Regions from separate parts of the Homo sapiens genome. Here region 2 is linked to region 1. Evidence: read pairs that join two places in POLR2A ChIA-PET (ENCODE). Cell type or tissue: MCF 10A. All regions are shown on one strand. Links, peaks and the distances in the headings refer to the core of each region. The heading gives the core; the rest is flanking DNA.

Evidence for each region. Peaks named below come from ENCODE experiments on the same cell type or tissue, not always from the same donor. Only the 100,000 strongest peaks of a DNase experiment are listed, where the experiment ranks them.
Region 2: POLR2A ChIA-PET joins it to region 1 with 7 read pairs; 2 of 35 experiments call an interaction of 5 or more read pairs at or near these places.

Annotation. Positions count from the first base shown.
Region 1 is chr2:108,617,268-108,626,228 of GRCh38, forward strand. All of the region lies in intron 1 of LIMS1 (LIM zinc finger domain containing 1), which reads left to right. Among named protein-coding and RNA genes, the nearest start is that of LIMS1-AS1, 57 kb to the right of the region's middle. In MCF 10A, for the core only: no CTCF peak of the experiment used is centred there; a DNase peak (open chromatin) is centred at 3,954.
Region 2 is chr2:108,408,918-108,417,878 of GRCh38, forward strand. No RefSeq gene overlaps it. Among named protein-coding and RNA genes, the nearest start is that of SULT1C4, 35 kb to the left of the region's middle. In MCF 10A, for the core only: no CTCF peak of the experiment used is centred there; a DNase peak (open chromatin) is centred at 4,164.

The sequences.
Region 1 (8,961 bases), core at 1,579-5,578:
CAACAGGATGCTAAAAGCTGGACTATGACAAGTTTAGGCAAAAATCCAGGCTAATTTTTTATTCTTATCACAAATGGAAAATGTTTATACTTGTGGAAGGTACTGTTCAACTCCACAAATATGAAAGCTTCAGAGTTTTAGTCTCACCAAGAAAGTAAATTTTTCCAATACTGTAGAAGAAGTGTGTCTTTTAAAATCTCATTTAGGTAACATTGAGTGTTACATGCAGAAATGAAAAAGCTTCAAAACTCTGGAGATTTCTTCTCAAACATGACATTGTAAAATGATTAGGCTCTCAAAATTAATTGGTTGAACAACTAAAACATAAAGCTTGTTTAACAAACGTGACTGTCTTCCATGTCCCTGGCCCTATAGATGCAGCGGTAAGTGGGATATGGGGTTTAGAAAGGTTTCTCGGAAGAGATGATCCTTGTAGTGAGTCTTAGTGGGATGATCAGGAGCTAGTCCTGCCAGTGATCCTTCTTCCAGTCTTACCAAGCCATATGTGCAAAGGCTAGAAAGTGAGAGGAAGCACAGTCTGTCTGGGAAACTCCTGGAGTCCAGTCCTCTCAGCTGGGATGGGGGTGTGAGATCTGCTGGAGTCAAAGTACAGATTCAAGGAGAACCCAGCAGTTTGGAAAAAAGGACAGAAAGTTGTAATTAGGGCCAGACCAATTGTTAAGGCAAATGTCTTATTCCCAGTTTTTGTGAACTGTTGTTCCTCAAGAACCACTGGGCATGTGGGGGAAAGCCCCAGGAGTTTTATGAGGTAGTAATTTCCCCATCACTGCAAGTGTCCATGAAGAGACAAACTCCCAGGTCATAGATATTGTATAGGGATGAGGCCATGGGGAAAATGACGGTGGGGAATTCTGCATTGAATGAGAGTCTGGACTGACCTTCAAAGATTTTTTTAGAGTGCTAAAATGAAAAATATCTCTATTTGGAAACCCGCAGAAAATGCATTTATACAGGCCTCCCTCTGTACTGTCAAAATCATGCTAAGACAGTTATTTGAAATTTGAAACCCTTTTAAATAGGGCCTGATCTGAGAATTCAGGCATAATTAATAATTCCATCTCCATGGGAAAGTACATTTGAAAGGAAAAATAGATGGGGACTCCTCCCTGTCTTTGTCATGGCCCTGCTGTGTGTCCTGGGTGTTTGCCCATCTGACCCCCTTCCCTGTGCTGATGTGCTGCTGTCTGAAGGGTGCTGGGGAGGGAAAGCAGTCCTCTCTCTCTCTCTCTCTATCTTCAGTGAAAAGATCCTGGTTAGGCGGGGCACGGTGGCTCACGCCTGTAATCCCAGCCCGTTGGGAGGCTGAGGCGGGCAGATCACAAGGTCAGGAGATCAAGACCATCTTGGCCAACATGGTGAAACCCCATCTCTACTAAAATACAAAAAATTAGCCAGGCGTGGTTGCGCGTGCCTATAATCCCAGCTACTTGGGAGGCTGAGGCAGGGGAATCGCTTGAACTCGGGAGGTGGAGGTTGCAGTGAGCTGAGATCGTGCCACTGCACTCCAGCCTGGCGACAGAGCAAGACTCCGTCTCAAAAAAAAAAAAAAAAAAAAAGATCCTGGTTAAAAAGGCCTTCCCCAAAGGCCCAGAATTTAATTTTACTCAGCTGTGGCAGTTTCATCAGAACATAAGCATTGATTTGCTGAAGTTCCTGTTTGTCAGTACAGCCTTTTTAAAAGTCAGAGGGCAAGAATTGTTTCAGCTCGTTTGTTTTATGGCTTGGTAACTGTCCCTGTTACTGCTCTCCCCCGCCCCGTCTAACCCCCTGCACATCCTTTTAACACTAGTCTCATCAAATGCAGGATTCATCCTACACAGTTAGGTGTTTCCTGTCTGGTTAACCTTTAGTAGTCACCAAGTTGTTTTCCCTTGTCAGCAAGCTGCATTAATTTTTAAAAACTCTTTTAAAAATAAGCAATTATTTACATTTCCTATGGAGACAGGTCATATTTAATGTTGGGATTTCTGTATTTACAATGAATATACAATTGATTTGTGTTTTATTCATTAGGCGTCTATTCTGTGTTGATGGTGGGGGAAAACAAGGAAGATTAGTGGTTGTTTCTGTTCTTTTTTTTTTTTTTTAACTTGTCTTGATTTTAAAAAACGAAGGCTGGGCACGGTGGCACACGCCTGTAATCCCAGCAATTTGGGAGGCCGAGGCAGTTCGATCACTTGAGGCTTGGAGTTCGAGACCAGCCTGGCCAACATGGCAAAACCCCATCTCTACTAAAAATTCAAAAATTAGCTGGGCGTGGTGGCGCAAACCTGTAATCCCAGCTACTGGGGAGGCTGAGGCACGAGAATCACTTGAACCCGGGAGGCGGAGGTTACAGTGAGCCGAGATTATGCCACTGCACTCTAGCCTGGGTGACAGAGGGAGACTCTGTCTCAAAAAACAAAACAAAACAAAACAAAAAGAATTGGATACTTCAGGAGTTCTAAATTGAAATGTTTCTATTACTGTAAACTAAATTGTTTGGTATTTAAATCTTCTACATTCTATTTGTTTTTGAGTGGCAATATATTCAAAGTTCAGAAGGTGTAGAGTGGTGTGTGTAGTGGAAATGCTTCCTTCTGCTTCTGTCTCCCCAGGTCCCTCAGAAGCAGCCAGTATTACCGGTTTTTTGTATACCCTCCCGGAGACAGATGTAACTGTCAACTGATTTTTTAAAACGTGTTTCATCACTCATTAAATCTAGTGTAGTGACAAAAATGGTAAATTTTTTCCCTGCATCTTTAAAAACATATGCTGTGTTTGAATGGCAATTATGAAAAGTCATTTGTTTTTCCTGGGGCCGTGGACCTAGCGTAACAAATGGTAGCCCTCAGGGGAACTAGCATCTGTGTCCTAAGTGAAGGAATAAGATGTAGACTTCCCTTTCCTATGGGTTGCCTTAATTTTTGTATATATAGAGCAGATTCTCTCAGAGATGGGAATAACTCTCTAGCTCTTAGTGTAAAAATATTATCAGACCCATTTCTCTGTGTTCTTGTCGAGAAGGTTCTAAAAGGAAAAGAGGCTGGTATAAATTGCCCAGAGAAAAATTCCTAGAACCATTTAGTCAAACTACTGGCTAAGATCTTGCTGGGAGGTAGCCTGTATTTGTGGTGTGGTCCTGTGTTCCCAGTGGGACTGAAGTGGATTGGAGGGCCGTGCTGTGCCTGCTGTTGGGTAGCATCACTTTGAGCTGGATGACGAAGGACTTTCCCCAAACCTGTCCTCTGTTGTACACATCCCCACACCCAAAACCTTCCTAACATTGTCACTTTCCGAGGTCAAATGTACAGATAAATACAGGGTATATAGGACCCATTCCACCTTAAAGCCAACAGCATTGTGTCAGCCGGGGTGGCCTTTCCTACGAGAGGGCATTATTCACAGCCAGTAATTACAATGAATGAAGGAAGAAACCATCTTCCTTTCAGTTATGAATTCTTCAGTAATATTTAATGAGGGGTGGGTGGACCAAAGACACTTCCTTCCCTTCTGAAGAGGATTTAGAGTGGAGTGGTAAGGGGGAGGAATTGGACTGCTTCCCTTTAGAATTCTGCCCCTCCTCTCCTTTTTAAGGAAAATGTCCCTAAGGAGCTCACTATAACCAGGCGGTTCTTTAAACTGACAACTGCCTGTGAAGTGTTGATGGATTTCCTGGCAAATAAAACAGCAGGACCCTTCTTTAGCGACTACCTTACTGGAGCTTTTTAGCCCAATTTTAGTTCAGAGTGGTCCTGGCAAGGTTTTTAAAGGAATTGGTGTGATTATTCATAACAATTAAATTTTGCTTATTAATAAACAAGTAAGTAACCTGCCTTCTTGGTCACCGCTTCCCCCCTCCCCAAGGTGCGAGGCCCAGAGATAAGGCAAGTTGTGCCTTGCTGAGGAGGGTGTGTACCAGTGAGAAACAGGAAGCTGTGCTTCAGCAGCTTGGTCTGCCTGGAGGTTTCTAAGGCTGAGTCAGGTGTGCTGAGGTCCCTCGGCAAGGGACGCTGCTTTCCCCTGGCAGCCACACTGCTGAGCATAAATGCTTTAAAGTGTCAGCAATTGATGTGTGGAGAGAAGTATGACTGCATTACAGCTTAAAGAGCTTTCACATTCAGGTCTCTACAGGAGAAGACGAGATCGCCCCGATAGTTTGAGAGTAAATGGGTTACCAGAGGAAGAGCTAAGGTGAGTGCAAAGTCATGGTTGGCTAAAGGTCAAGACATCTAATCTAGTAAGTGCAGTGGGGATTCATGCCTAAGTGGATGCAGCGTTGGGAAGTACTCATTGAAAAGTAGCCTCTTAGTCTGTAATTAAAAACTGAACACAATATCAAGATTGTACTGATTGGAACTGTGCAAAACCAGAATACTTTTGCCCATTTCTTCACAAATCCTTTAAGTTGTTTTACCCCTTCTCCAAACCTACAGTGTTGTTATGTCTTTAAAAATTATATAATCACCAGAAATATTTTAAATTGAAAACAACTGATTTTTCCACTTAGTTTAAAGAGAGTTTTCTTTGGCTGATTGGAACATGTTTTTGTCTGTGTTTTGATGAAGGTGGGTAGTTTGTGGTGGTTTGGGGTTGGGGGAGGGGTGCCATGGAGATTGTTACTGAAATGGTGTAACAAAGGAATGCAGTGGAACTATTCAATGTAGCCTAGGAAGGAAGGACATCAAAAACCTGGAAACCTTTTTAACTAAAAAGGTTAGAGTTCTTGGCTTTCAAAGTGAATTTCCCTAAAACAACACAATTTTATTTTTTTGTTGCAACTACTGAAAATTTCTTAGATTTGAGGTTCTGAAAGCCTCTACAACATTAAGCCTATGTGTTAAAATACTGCATTAACTGAAGGGTTTAGATTTTCCCTGTTCCTGGGATGTTCCTGTTTTACTGATGACAGAAGGCTGCAGTAAAGAGAGACTTCCTTTTTTTAAATTACATTTACTGTTTAGTACTTTAATTTGGAGGTCTTGATTTAAGTGTTTGAATATTCTGATTAGATGGCGGGAAGGCTATCTATACTTTGTGTACTATTGTTCTTTTTCCTACAAACTAACTTCCAGAGTTTATTTTAAATTCTCTATTTAAATGTAACAAGGACAAATTGACAAGCTTCAACTTCTCTATTAAATTTGTATTTGTCACAGACAGCTATACTACAGTAACTGTAATTTGCTAAAGAAACATTTATTTTAAAATTGTTGACTCACCAATTTTTGAAGAGGGTAGCATTAAAGGACTATTATTGACACTAACATTATTAGAACTTATCGCTTACTATGTCAGGTGTCTCTTAGCTACATTTAATGTATTAACTTTGAATTGACTGGATTAAACAATTTAAAAGTCTCAGAGTTTAAATTGTTAAGAAGTTTGTATGTGAGGTTAGTGAAAATATTGAGCTCTATATTGCTAACCAGATAGACAATTGGAAGTGACCTCTGAAACCAACATTTATTGGTAGACTCCAGTCTACAATGGATCCAAGAGTGAAGTTACCAAAAACAGTTTTAATTTCAGATTTCGGGGTTTGGAGGAATTTCCTTTTTTAAAAAAATTAAGTTATATAAAAAAAATTCTAAACCAACCTTTTCTTTATTTTCAGACAATAGCCAAAGTACTCATGAGTAAAATAACGTATATGCCAAGGAAGTAGTTATTTACATAGTTACAATGCTCTTTCAAACAACTAGATTTTTTTTTTTTTTTTTTTGCTTAGAATTTAATTAAAAGAGGAAGAATAATTCTTAAGTATTGCCTGTTCTAGTTGTTTAAAGAGAAATATTTTGTCACCCATTCTGGTGATGTAGTTATCTGGTCATAGAAGGGACTTGTATTTCTGCCACTTTTGTCTCCTAATGTAGAGAAAATGATCATTTTCCTTATTCAGAAGTATAGGTTAGCCAAGAAAGGTAAACCATTGTCTGTTTATGCCTGGATTTTTTTTTTAATCAGCTTAGGTGTATTTTTTTTTACCCTAGTTATACTAAGCCTATTTTCAGGATTAAATGAGGTTTCTGAGCTAATAGGAATCAAAGAGAGTAAGGACTTTGAAGTTAGGTACACCAGAGTTTCAGTACCACTCAGTTGGACAAGTTATATAATTTTTTTAAGTCTTGGTTTATTCTTTTTTTAAAAAAATAAGGATAAAAATAACTACTATTATTGAACATTATTTACTCTCTCACAGAACTCAAACCACCAATTCAGTGAGGCAGGTGGCATTGTTATCTTGCGAATAGTGCCATACAGTTAATTCATTGTTTAATTGTTATTGAGTGCCTACTATTTGCAAAGTAAAGATACAGTGAGGAATAAGACACAGGCCTCGCCACAGGAACACCCACCTAGGTTTGGGCATATTTAATATGACCACAGATTTTCTCTCCATGAACAATTATTTGATTTTGAATACCTGTGCTATCAAACATCTTTCATACTGTCTCAAGTATTGCATAAGACCCATTCCAGCTCTCATTCCTTCTTACTCAAGTGTTCATTTCTTACGTTTGTGGACTCTTAACAGAAAAACTTTCAGAGACTAAAATTGGCCATGGCCACTGCCAGAAAACATTTTTTGCTCTTAAAGTTTAAATAAAAGGCTGTGCTCTGAAACACGAGATGCACGTGCTTAAAGAGCACTGTAATACACATGAAAATAGTTCCGGCGTCAAACTTGAAATTGTTCAAAACCGAAGCAGGTAAAAGGTGGCATGACAAACACTGGGCTTCCTAGACTTTTGTTTTAAAGTATTAAATATGACTTGAAACTGACTTTATTCACATACTTTGTACAGTGGAGCATTACCCACTGTGTTTGTGGTTACAGTTAGAGTGAAGTGACACAAGTGACATGCTTGTTCCAGTGGGTCGGAAGCCCCAGACCTTCACAAGGCATTGACCCTTTTTTCCCTGAAGTTTTTGGTGTCCCAAAATAACATCTAAGATATACCCATGTACCTACACTTACTCCTTTAGCTATTCTATCTTTTAAATTATGTTGCATTCAAACATAGTTGTTTTTTGACAATACCTGAATGACAAACACACCTGAGAAATTCCTGCCCTTTAAAAATTCTCAAAGTTACTTTTTCTCTGCCTCAGATAGAAGGGATCTATAAATAACTGATTAGAAACAGTACAAAATTGAAGTTTCTCCTGGTTGGGTTCAAAACAGCTTAATATAGGGGCTGGTGGCTGGATGCAGTGGCTGACGCCTATAATCCCAGTACTTTGGGAGGCCGAGGCAGGCGGATCACTTGAGGTCAGAAGTTCAAGACCAGTCTGGCCAACGTGGTGAAACCCCATCTCTACTAAAAATACAAAGATTAGCTGGACGTGGTGGCAAGCGCCTGTAGTCCCAGCTACTGTGGAGGCTGAGGCAGGAGAATCGTTTGAACCCAGGAGACAGAGGTTGCAGTGAGCCGAGATCGCGCCACTGCACTCTAGCCTGGGTGACCAAGCAAGACTATGTCTCTAAATAAATAAATAAATAAATAACAATATAGGGGCTGGTAGGCCGGGTGCGGTGGCTCACGCCTATAATCCCAGCACTTTGGGAGGCCGAGGCAGGCAGATCACCTGAGCTCAGGAGTTCAAGACCACTCTGGGCAACATGGGGAAACCCAGCCTCTACTAAAATATAAAAAATTAGCCAGGTGTGGTGGCGCACACCTATGGTCCCAGCTAGTGAGGATGCTGAGGCACGAGAATTGTTTGAGCCTGGAAGGCGGAGGTTGCAGTGAGCCGAGATCACGCCGTTGCACTGCAGCTTGGGCTACAGAGTGAGACTCTCTCAAACAAACAAACAAAAAATATATATAGGGGCAGGTGAACTTATGACCCTCAGGCCAAATCTGGCCTGCTGCCTTTTTGTGTATGGCCCATGAGCTTGGGATGGGTTTTACATTTTTGAATGGTTGAAAAAATAATAAAAATATTTTTCACATGTGAAATATATGAAATTCAAATTTCAGTGTCCACAAATGAAGTTTTACTGGAACACAGCCATGCTTATTTGTATGTGTTGCCTGTGGTGGTTTTCTGCTACGCTGGCAAAGTTGAGTTGTGACACAGACCAATGTGGCCCACAAAGACAAAAATTATTTACCTTCAGGCCCTTCACAGAAAACCTGGGCTGACCCCTGGTCTAGTGCTGAGATAAGAACTCCTAGAGCTTTCCCTTTTCCCTGTTCCTTCGGCCATGCTTCTGCCCTCCTCACTCTCTCACCTCCCAGTTAGGTTTATCTTGCCTGGATAAAATCAGGGCTACGTCAGCCATTTGAAAAGAATATGAATCCCCCCCCCCAAAAAAATGCAGTTTGAAATTTGTATCCCTAATAGTTTAGGAGTAAAGTGAAAATGGGAAGTTGCCACACAGCAGCAGTGAGCTCTTCGCTTCTTAGACCTCCTTTCCTCCTTTCCTGCAGCGTTGACCTTGAAGTAGTACCCTTCTCCTGATTCCTGGATGGATCAGGTTAACCAAGAATGGAAGTGCAAAGAAATGTAACCTTTACTTTCTGGTTATAGAATAAACCTTCCAAGCTCATATTTTTATAGATATAGCATATAAAATCATTTTTAAGTGGTGGGAATGTCCTTGCTTTGGTTTGAGAGTGAAAACTCAGATCATGTGTTCCTGACTAGTACATAACCATTAATTGAACCCCTGTTATAGGCCAGGCACTGCATTAAGTAAGGGCTTTTGTGTGTGTGGGCCCACCATGTCTCATGATCCCGTAAGAGAGAAAGAACTGAAGGCTATAAAGGTGGTCATTGTTATGAAACCAGTTTCTGTCCTTGATTCAAATAAGTTAGTGCTTAGAATTCAGTCAACGTTGGAGTAGCTCAGCCTAGGCTGTGTGTTTCTTGCATACCTCTTTTGCAGTTTGCTGATCACTTTTTGGCCCAACTTTTAACTGAAAAATTATGTTTGTATTTTAGTTTTAG
Region 2 (8,961 bases), core at 2,642-6,641, 210 kb before region 1:
GGTAGAGGGTAGTTATTGGCATTACTGACAAACAACACTGAATTTACTAAAGTGGAGGCCATTTTTAACCTTGACAAGACCTATTTTGGTAGATTGATCACAAAAGTTCTGCCTGCAGAGACTGCAAGAGAGACAAGGAAATTATCTGGAGATGGTAAATATAGTCAACTATTTTAGGAGTTTACTATTACAGAGGGAAAAAATGGGCAGTATCTGAGGTAGAATGTGGCAGCAAAGTATAAAATGTGAGACATTATAGAAAAGAAAGGAAAACTGATGATGAGTGTGGGGTGGGAACAGACAGAACCCAGGAGTTCAAACAGTTCATCCCTAGTAACAGGAGGAAGGCAGGATATGCAGACACAGATGCAGATGGTCTGGCACAGGTAGCACCATTGTTAGGGTCAGAGTGCTGGAAGGAGTGCGTGGGAAAGATGGAAGATGGTGGTTAGTTGGTGAGATGCCTGTAATTGTGATTATGAAAAGTACCCGATTATTGGTAAAGACAAGTCCTAAGGCATGATCACTAAAGCAATCAACTGGGGGAGAGTGAAACACAGGAGCACTGAAGAAAAGAAGAGGTAGTCCGTGTGGTTATTAAAATCACCAAAAATTGAAAGGAGTGGCAACGAAGACTGAGGACCTAAACATGTCAAGATGTGAGGTGAAACATAAGTGACCCAGAAGCTGACAAGTGACCACAACAAGGAGGAGCAATCAATGAGTTAGTTTACCACCATACCACCACGGGTTTCCAGGGTCTGAATACATTCCACCCCTTGTGAACTGCCTTCTCTCTCTGAGTATGGCATCTCAAACACAGGCCCCCTTCTCTGAAATGGATACATTTGCAATGATGAGGTCTCCAGTCAGGCAGCCCACTTCAATTGTCTTCATTGCTATTCCCTCTTTGACATCTGAAGCAGGCCTAGGTTCTGTTGAGGCACACAGCCTCTACTCAGTCTTTCTCTCAGGAAGCCAGCTTGCCTTGCCTTCCTTGGAGTCCCTAGCTCTTGAGGCATGCAATTAAGTTAGGTAATGCACATAAATTACTTAACACAGAGCAAGCGATTTAGTCATCTCTCAGTGTTTGTTATTTTTAGTCTCCCATCTAGAAATTATCCTTCTTGAAAGATTCTTAGCATAGTGGTCAAATGAGGTCTGCAATCAGATTGCTCAGGTTCCAGACCCCACTCCAGTTTTCTCACTGTGTGAAATGTCAGCAATTTATTTAACTGCACCTCAGTTTCCTCCTCTGTAACTGGAGCTACTAATAGTAACTACTTCTCTTTTGCTTTAAGAATTATGTGAGTTAATGCATGTGAAGCACTTAGAAATGTGCTTGGGGCTGAGCGCAGTGGCCAACGCCTGTAATCCAGCATTTGGGGAGGCCGAGGTGGACAGATGACGAGGTCAGGAGATTGAGACCATCCTGGCTAACACAGTGAAACCCCGTCTCTACTAAAAATACAAAAAAAATTAGCCGGGCGTGGTGGCAGGTGCCTGTAGTCCCAGCTACTCAGGAGGCTGAGGCAGGAGAATGGGTGAACCCAGGAGGTGGAGCTTCCAGTGAGCGGAGATCGTGCCACTGCACTCCAGCCTGGGTGACAGAGCGAGGTTCCATCTCAAAAAAAAAAAAAAAGGCAAATGTGCTTGGGACATCATCTGTAACCAATGAAACCTAGCAATGATAATGGACATGATTATTATAATTACTGTAAATCTTTTCATAAAGTCTGTGTGAGGATTGATACTGCCCAAACCATGTCCTGTTCCTCAAAGCTTTGTGTTCCGTCTGCTTTTGAGTTATCTGGGCCCTCAGTGACTTGTGTGGCTTTCATGGGAGTAGAAACTTTGCTCTCAGCCTCCTCTTCTGCAGCGCTGGGATCTGGCTCCACTTCCTCTAGTGTCCATACACATCTGTGTTCTCCCCACCCCTTTCATACAGCCCCAGCTGAGTTTTTAAATCTTCAACCTACTACTTTAAAAGTTTGATTTTCCATCCTATCATTGGTGAGGCCAACAGCGTCTGTTCTATCAGTGAATACTCCTTCCCTTTTCCTTCATTCCCAGTGCTCTGGTTTTGGCACCATGAAGAGAACCTAAGTTTTTAAACTGCACCTTCCAATGTCATTCTAAGTGGCTGTGAACCATGGCAGTAGAAAGTATGCCTATACCTGAGGGCTGCTAGCTCACCTCTTCATTCTGACTGTCTTCATGGCAGGTACAATGCCGACACATGGTTGTGTGCTAGACCTCACTCATCACTAAGATGCTCAAAATCAACAAATCGCTACCATGGTCCAGTTCTTCTGTTACATACAGGTTCCCACGCTGCTGCAAATCTCACTGAATTCCGCTTGTCTACCTAATAGTTTCTAAGACTTTATCTGATACAGTTGGCCCTCCATATCCATGTGTTCCACATGCATGAATTCATCCAACCACAGATTGAAAATATTTGGGAAAAAATGGATGGTTGCTTCTGTACTGAACATGCACAAACTTTGTTTCTTGACACTATTACCTAAACGAGACAGTATAATAAGTATTTACATAGCATTTATACTGTACTAGGTATTATTTATAATTATAGAGTTGATTTAAAGTTATACAGGAGGTGGGGCTAGAAGCAGCGGTTCACACCTATAACCCTAGCGCTTTGGGAGGCTTAGGAAGGTGAATTGCTTGAGGCCAGGAGTTTGAGACCAACCTGGGCAACACAGCAAAACCTATCTCCACAAAAAAAAATTTTTAAATAAGCCCGGTGTAGTGGTACATGCCTGTAGTCTTAGCTACTTGGAAGGCTAAGGCAGGAGGATTCCTTAAGTCCAGGAGTTCAAATCTGCAGTGAGCTGTGAATGCCACTGCACTCCAGCCTGGACAACAGAGGGAGACTCTGTCTCTTAAAAAATACATAAATATAATAAAAGTATTTTTTAAAAATAAAGTATATGGGAGGATTTCAATAAGTTATATATAAATACTGCACCATTTTGTATAATGAACTTGAGCATTCATGGATTTTGGTATTCACAGGGAGTTCCTGGAACCAAACCCCCATAGATAATGGGGGACAACTATATATCTGAACATTGTAATTAAATATTTGTGCCTTGCAAACATAATGGTGATTATAAAGTAATTACTTTTCAGAGACACATATTTGGGTCTAATGTATAACATCTGATACAGCTTTATATAGTTCCTCAAATAAGTAAATTTCTAATTGGAGTTTGGTGATACTTTTTCTTCGTAAAATATATCATACTACAGCCCTAAATACAAGATAAAGATGTGAACTGAGTAGGCTATAAAGTTCCTTTCAGTTGTAACCTTTCTGTGATTCTAAACATAGGTACATTTTATGAATAATTTTTTAAATTCACCTTTTTTGCTAAAAATTATAAACAAGTCTTATTTATTTTGCAAAATAATTGAGCATCATCTAATCTATATTGGATGTGCTTTAATAATTTGGTAAAAATACAGCCAGGCATGGTGGCTCACGCCTGTAATCTCAGCACTTTGGGAGGCCGAGGCGGGCAGATCACAAGGTCAGGAGTTCGAGGTCAGGAGTTTGAGACCAGCCTGGCCAGCATGGTGAAACCCCGTCTCTACTAAAAATACAAAAAAAAATTAGCTGAGCATGGTGGCACATGCCTGTAGTCCCAGCTACTCAAGAGGCTGAGACAGGAGAATCGCTTGAACCCGGGAGGTAGAGGTTGGAGTGAGCCGAGATCACGCCACTGCACTCCAGCCTGGGTGATAGAGTGAGACTCTGTCTCAAAACAAAAATTGGTAAAAATACAATCATATGGTGACAAAATGAGCTAATTATTAATGTACACTAGTAAGTTAAGATACCATAAACAAGAAAAATAAGAGTGCTTTACTAAATTCTACATACTCTGAATTTTATGTCTAAAAATATTTAATTATTTTATTATTAATAGTGAATGCAGCTTACAAATTATTATTAAAGTAAAATTGGTGTTTGATGAGTACAACGGTAATATATCAATAGTTACTATATCCGTAATGTTCTTTTCCACCTCTGGTGCAATGTGAGCTCTTTGGAACATGGCCTTATCAGCTGCTGATTCTGGGACTCACTTGGCCCTGTGAGCATCCCTTTGGACTCTGGCCAATCAGCCTGAGGGAACTTTTGTTCTCAGTGGGCATTAGATATACGGAAAAAGAAAAAAAAAGACAGCCATCTTACCACAACTATTCTGAAAATTCAGTTGACTCACTTTTTAAAGTACAAAGACTATGATGTTGTTTTGTAATTGGGCTGAAGGGTAGAGTAAAGATGTTCTCAAAGATACCTGCAGGATATTTACAAAATTTTTTCCACAGTAAATCTTGTATGGGATGATTCATTCCTTCATGTATGCAGAAGTGGTCACTCACAAGGAAGAACTTCCCAGAGAGTAGAGTCAGGGATCATGGAAAACAGTGGATTAAAAAAGTCCTTCTCAGGCAGCAGCATTGGGTCTAATTGTGGAACTGTGCCCAATGTCAGGGCAGACAGGACTCCTCAGGCATTCCCTGCAGGGTGTCACCAAGTGCTGGATCAATGACTGCTGTGTGATTCTCATTCTTTCCTTTTCTCAGTGGAAGTACCCTATACCTACTATATCACTGTGTAATGTGTGGCTAGAATACAAAAACCTTGTCCTTTTGATTCAGAAGTTGGCCACACCCTGCCCTGTTGGAAAAATGACTGCAGTTCATCCTGAGATGCTCAACTTGAAGTGGCAGCCAGTAACAAGATGGGACTTTTGGGCTCTCGCCCATGGGGAGGGTGTCTTCTCTAAGTGGGAAGAAGGGGGAAATGGATATTTGGTATCCAGAAGGGTGAATTTGACTCAGATGGCTAGTTAACCACCACACCCATCTTCTCTCCTTCCTGGGCCCTCAGCAAGACAATATTCCTCAGTCTCAGACACAGTTGGATTTTTGCAACCCAAAAGAATATGAGTGACTCCCTTACTTGGCCCATAAAAACTTTCTCACAAAATCCTCCACCCCCTCTTCTCACATCTGCTGACTGGATGTCAACATCCAGGGCAAACAAGGAAACCAGGGGGGAGAAGATAGCAATAAACAGCTAGAAAATAGTAGCACTGAAATTCAAACTCAAATTTCACATTTGATAGATGGTCTTTAAACTAATTGCCTAATTAGCATATCTACTTGGATGCCTAATAGACAACTCGAATTTGTCCAAATATGTCCAAAACATAGGTTGTAAATATCCTACCTGATCTTCACCCCTAGCCTTCTTCCACCTTGATTAACAGTCCCACTATTCAGAAGTTACTCTGGCCTAAAACCTAAGAGTCTTCTTTAATCCCTCTCTTTCCCTCATGCCCACATAAGTGCAACAGAAAATCCAAGTTGTTCCTCAAAACTGGCACTAATTTCAAATGTTATCCTAAATCCGATCACGGTTCATCACCTCCTTTACAACCCCCTCACCCACAGCACTATCACCTCTGAACCACTACAAGGCCTCCTAAGAGCTTCCACTCCCCCACATCTGCTCCAATAGCCTCTTTACACAAAAAAGTCAGAATGACCTTCTTGATGCATAATTCAGATCATGTTTCCCCTGCTTAAAACCAACCAATGTCTTCCCATTTTGCAAACAACACAGCCCAAACTCAGCACAACCTTCAAAGCCCCCAGGGACTGGCCAAGCCCTCTTCAACTGCACCTTCTACTACATGACCTCAGTATGTTTGAGGAAAAGCAAGAAGGCGGAGGTGATTAGAGAATGGGAAGTGACTACTACCCACTAGTCATGACTCTCTAATCAACTTGGCCTTCTTGCTGTTTCTCAAACATGCCAAGATCATTGCCATCTATGTCAGTCAGGAATGCAACAGGACAATTCAACAAGGGATTGTTTACAAAGATGTGAGCAGCAAAACCAATAAGGAATGGTTAGTCTCCCAGGGCTAGCAACAGTGGAAAGCCATTTTAATTGCTAGAACTAAAAACAATTAATATTGTTCATTTATGTGCTTATAGCCTGTGTCTACAACTAATTCAACAAGTGAGAATTTCTCTGTCTTAATTACAATTGCATCTTTCCCCCTTCCCTGACCAGTGCCTAGCATAATGCTTAGTGAGTGGTAGATGCTCTGTAAATGTAGACCAGGCTGAAAGAACCGCTACACAATAGCTTCTTCTATCTTAGGCTCTTCTAGCCCAATCCAAATCTATTCAACAGTCAATTGTAGGATGTCCTTCTCAGTCCCTAAGCCAATGGGAAATATCCACTCTACTGGTGCCTTCTCTGACTGTGTCCTGGTCTTTAATTGGTGCTAATGTGCGTGTGTGTGTATATATATATATAAAATATATAATTATATATAATATATATAATTTTTATGTAAATTATATATAATTTATTATATATAATTTTATATTTATAATATTTTTATATACATATTTTATATATCTTTATAATTATATATTACATATATAATATTATATAATATATATAATATATATAATATATATTATATATTATATAATATATATTATATATATTATATATAATATATATAATATATATAATATATATAATATATATAATATATAATATATATTATATAATATATATTATATATAATATATATTATATATAATATATATTATATATAATATATAATATATATAATATATATAACATATAATAATATATTATACATAATTTATATATAATTTTTATATAATTATATATATTTATATATTTTTATATAATTATATATATTTATATATTTTTATATAATTATATATATTTATATATTTTTATATAATTATATATATAATTTTTATATAAATATATATAATTTTATATAATTTTATATAATTATAAAATATATAATTATATATAATTTTATATAATTATAAAATATATAATTTTATATAAACATATATTATAATTTATATATTTTTTTAATGTAAAGTGACAGAATAGCTTCATGAGGCCACTGTTCTTCAGATAGAGATCAGTTATTCTAAACACATAAGTCACCTTGTTTTAGACACTTCCCAAATTCACTCCTATAATAAACAATCAGGAATGAGTACACCTAAAACTCAAGCTGGACTTAAGAAATTAGACTATACCTGTGATTTCTAATATGATCCATAACTTGATAAAGATCTCAGTTTCTGGTTTAATTTTATATGAATAGAAACAAGGATTCCTAAAGGACTTTGAATAACGTGCTCTGAGAATTAAAAGATAAATTATCTAAGGGATACGATTATATCTTCTTCTGGGGTTCTAACAAAATTTTTCCGTCTTTATAGAAGGGTGTTTGGTTTACCAAGAGTAAAATTTTGATAGCAAGCAAAAGTTGTTTATCTTGAAATAGTGCACACAATGACCACATCTTTGAGAGAAGAAGATTGCCTGCTAATACCTTACCGAGTCTACTAAAAGATGTACCATATTAAATCAATAGATAGTGACTCATCTACAATGGAGTATGAATTACAGCAAATGACTGACAGGCCCACTCTTCTAATCTCCCAGTTGTGTTTATGTGATAGTCTAAATCACATCAGCCAACTATGGCCCTTTGGTCAAATTTATTTATTTACAAATAAAAAACTTTATTTGTAAATAAAGTTTTATTGGGGCCAGGCGTACTGGCTCACACCTGTAATCCCAGCACTTTGGGAGGCGGAGGCAGGCAGATCACCTGAGGTCTGGAGTTCGAGACCAGCCTGGCCAACACGGTAAAACCCCATTTCTACAAAAAATACAAAAATTATCCAGGCGTGGTGGCTCGTGCCTGTAGTCCCAGCTACTGGAGAGGTGGAGGTTGCAGTGAGCCGAGATTATGCCACTGCACTCCAGCCTGAGTGACAGAGTGAGATCCTGACTCAAAAAAACAAACAAACAAAAAAAATAAGTTTTATTGGAACACAGTTATGAGATCATTCACTTAAATATGTGTTGTCTCTGGCTGCTTTTGCACTACAACAGCAAGCAGAGTTGAGAAGTTGTGGAAGAGAACATATGGCCCAGAAAACCTAAAATATTTGTTATCTAGCCCTTTATAGAAACAGTTTAGCTTTCTAAAACAGAAAACAATTAGTCACTATTCCTAATGCTTGGGATGGGGATAAGGAGGAGCAGGGTCTGACAGCAGACGTTTCCAGGATGATATGGTATGTGGAATACGTGGTATGCAAAAATACAGCCTATATTTTTAGGCCATCTCTTGACTGTATCAAAGAAGTTCTTAAACTAATATGCAAGATTAATTGATGCTCTGTCAGACATTTTTGAAGTCCCCTACTGGTTATTTTTGTGGTCACTTAGAGGCCTGGAAATACTGATTCAAATTCCATGTTAACCATTTTGCTATCCTTACCAGGCTCACAGGTAATTGTTAGTATGTCCTTCTCAGCCCCTGAGCCAATGGCAAGTATTAGGCTGACTTGGTGTCAGCAGCACATTATCAACTCTACTGGTAAGGAGAGCGTGGTCTATTCCACCAGGTGGCATTCCAACATTCCACCTAGTGGTAGACTATCCACCCCAAGGGAGTTATGCAGTGGCCACGACTAAAGGCAGGCTGCAAACATGACAGCCACAAAAACAAGGTTGGATTTGCTTGGTGGCACCCCATGTTATGTGGCCCATGCATCTACCTATCTCTTCCTCCTTGTCTACTTCTTTCATGGGCCCTCAATGTTAAAACCAGAAAAGGCAGGTTGTTCTTGTCAAATTCTGTCATCAATAGGATCAGCTTATCTTCTTCACTGTTATGATTTTATTCAATCATAGGAGATACCGGGTGTGTTTTCTTATGAAGCTCAAAAATTAATTAAATGATGTGTGTATTCTTTCAACAAATATGCATTAACCTTCCAACTATGTAGCAAACACTTTCCCAGGCACAAGGAATAGAGTGCTAAACAAGA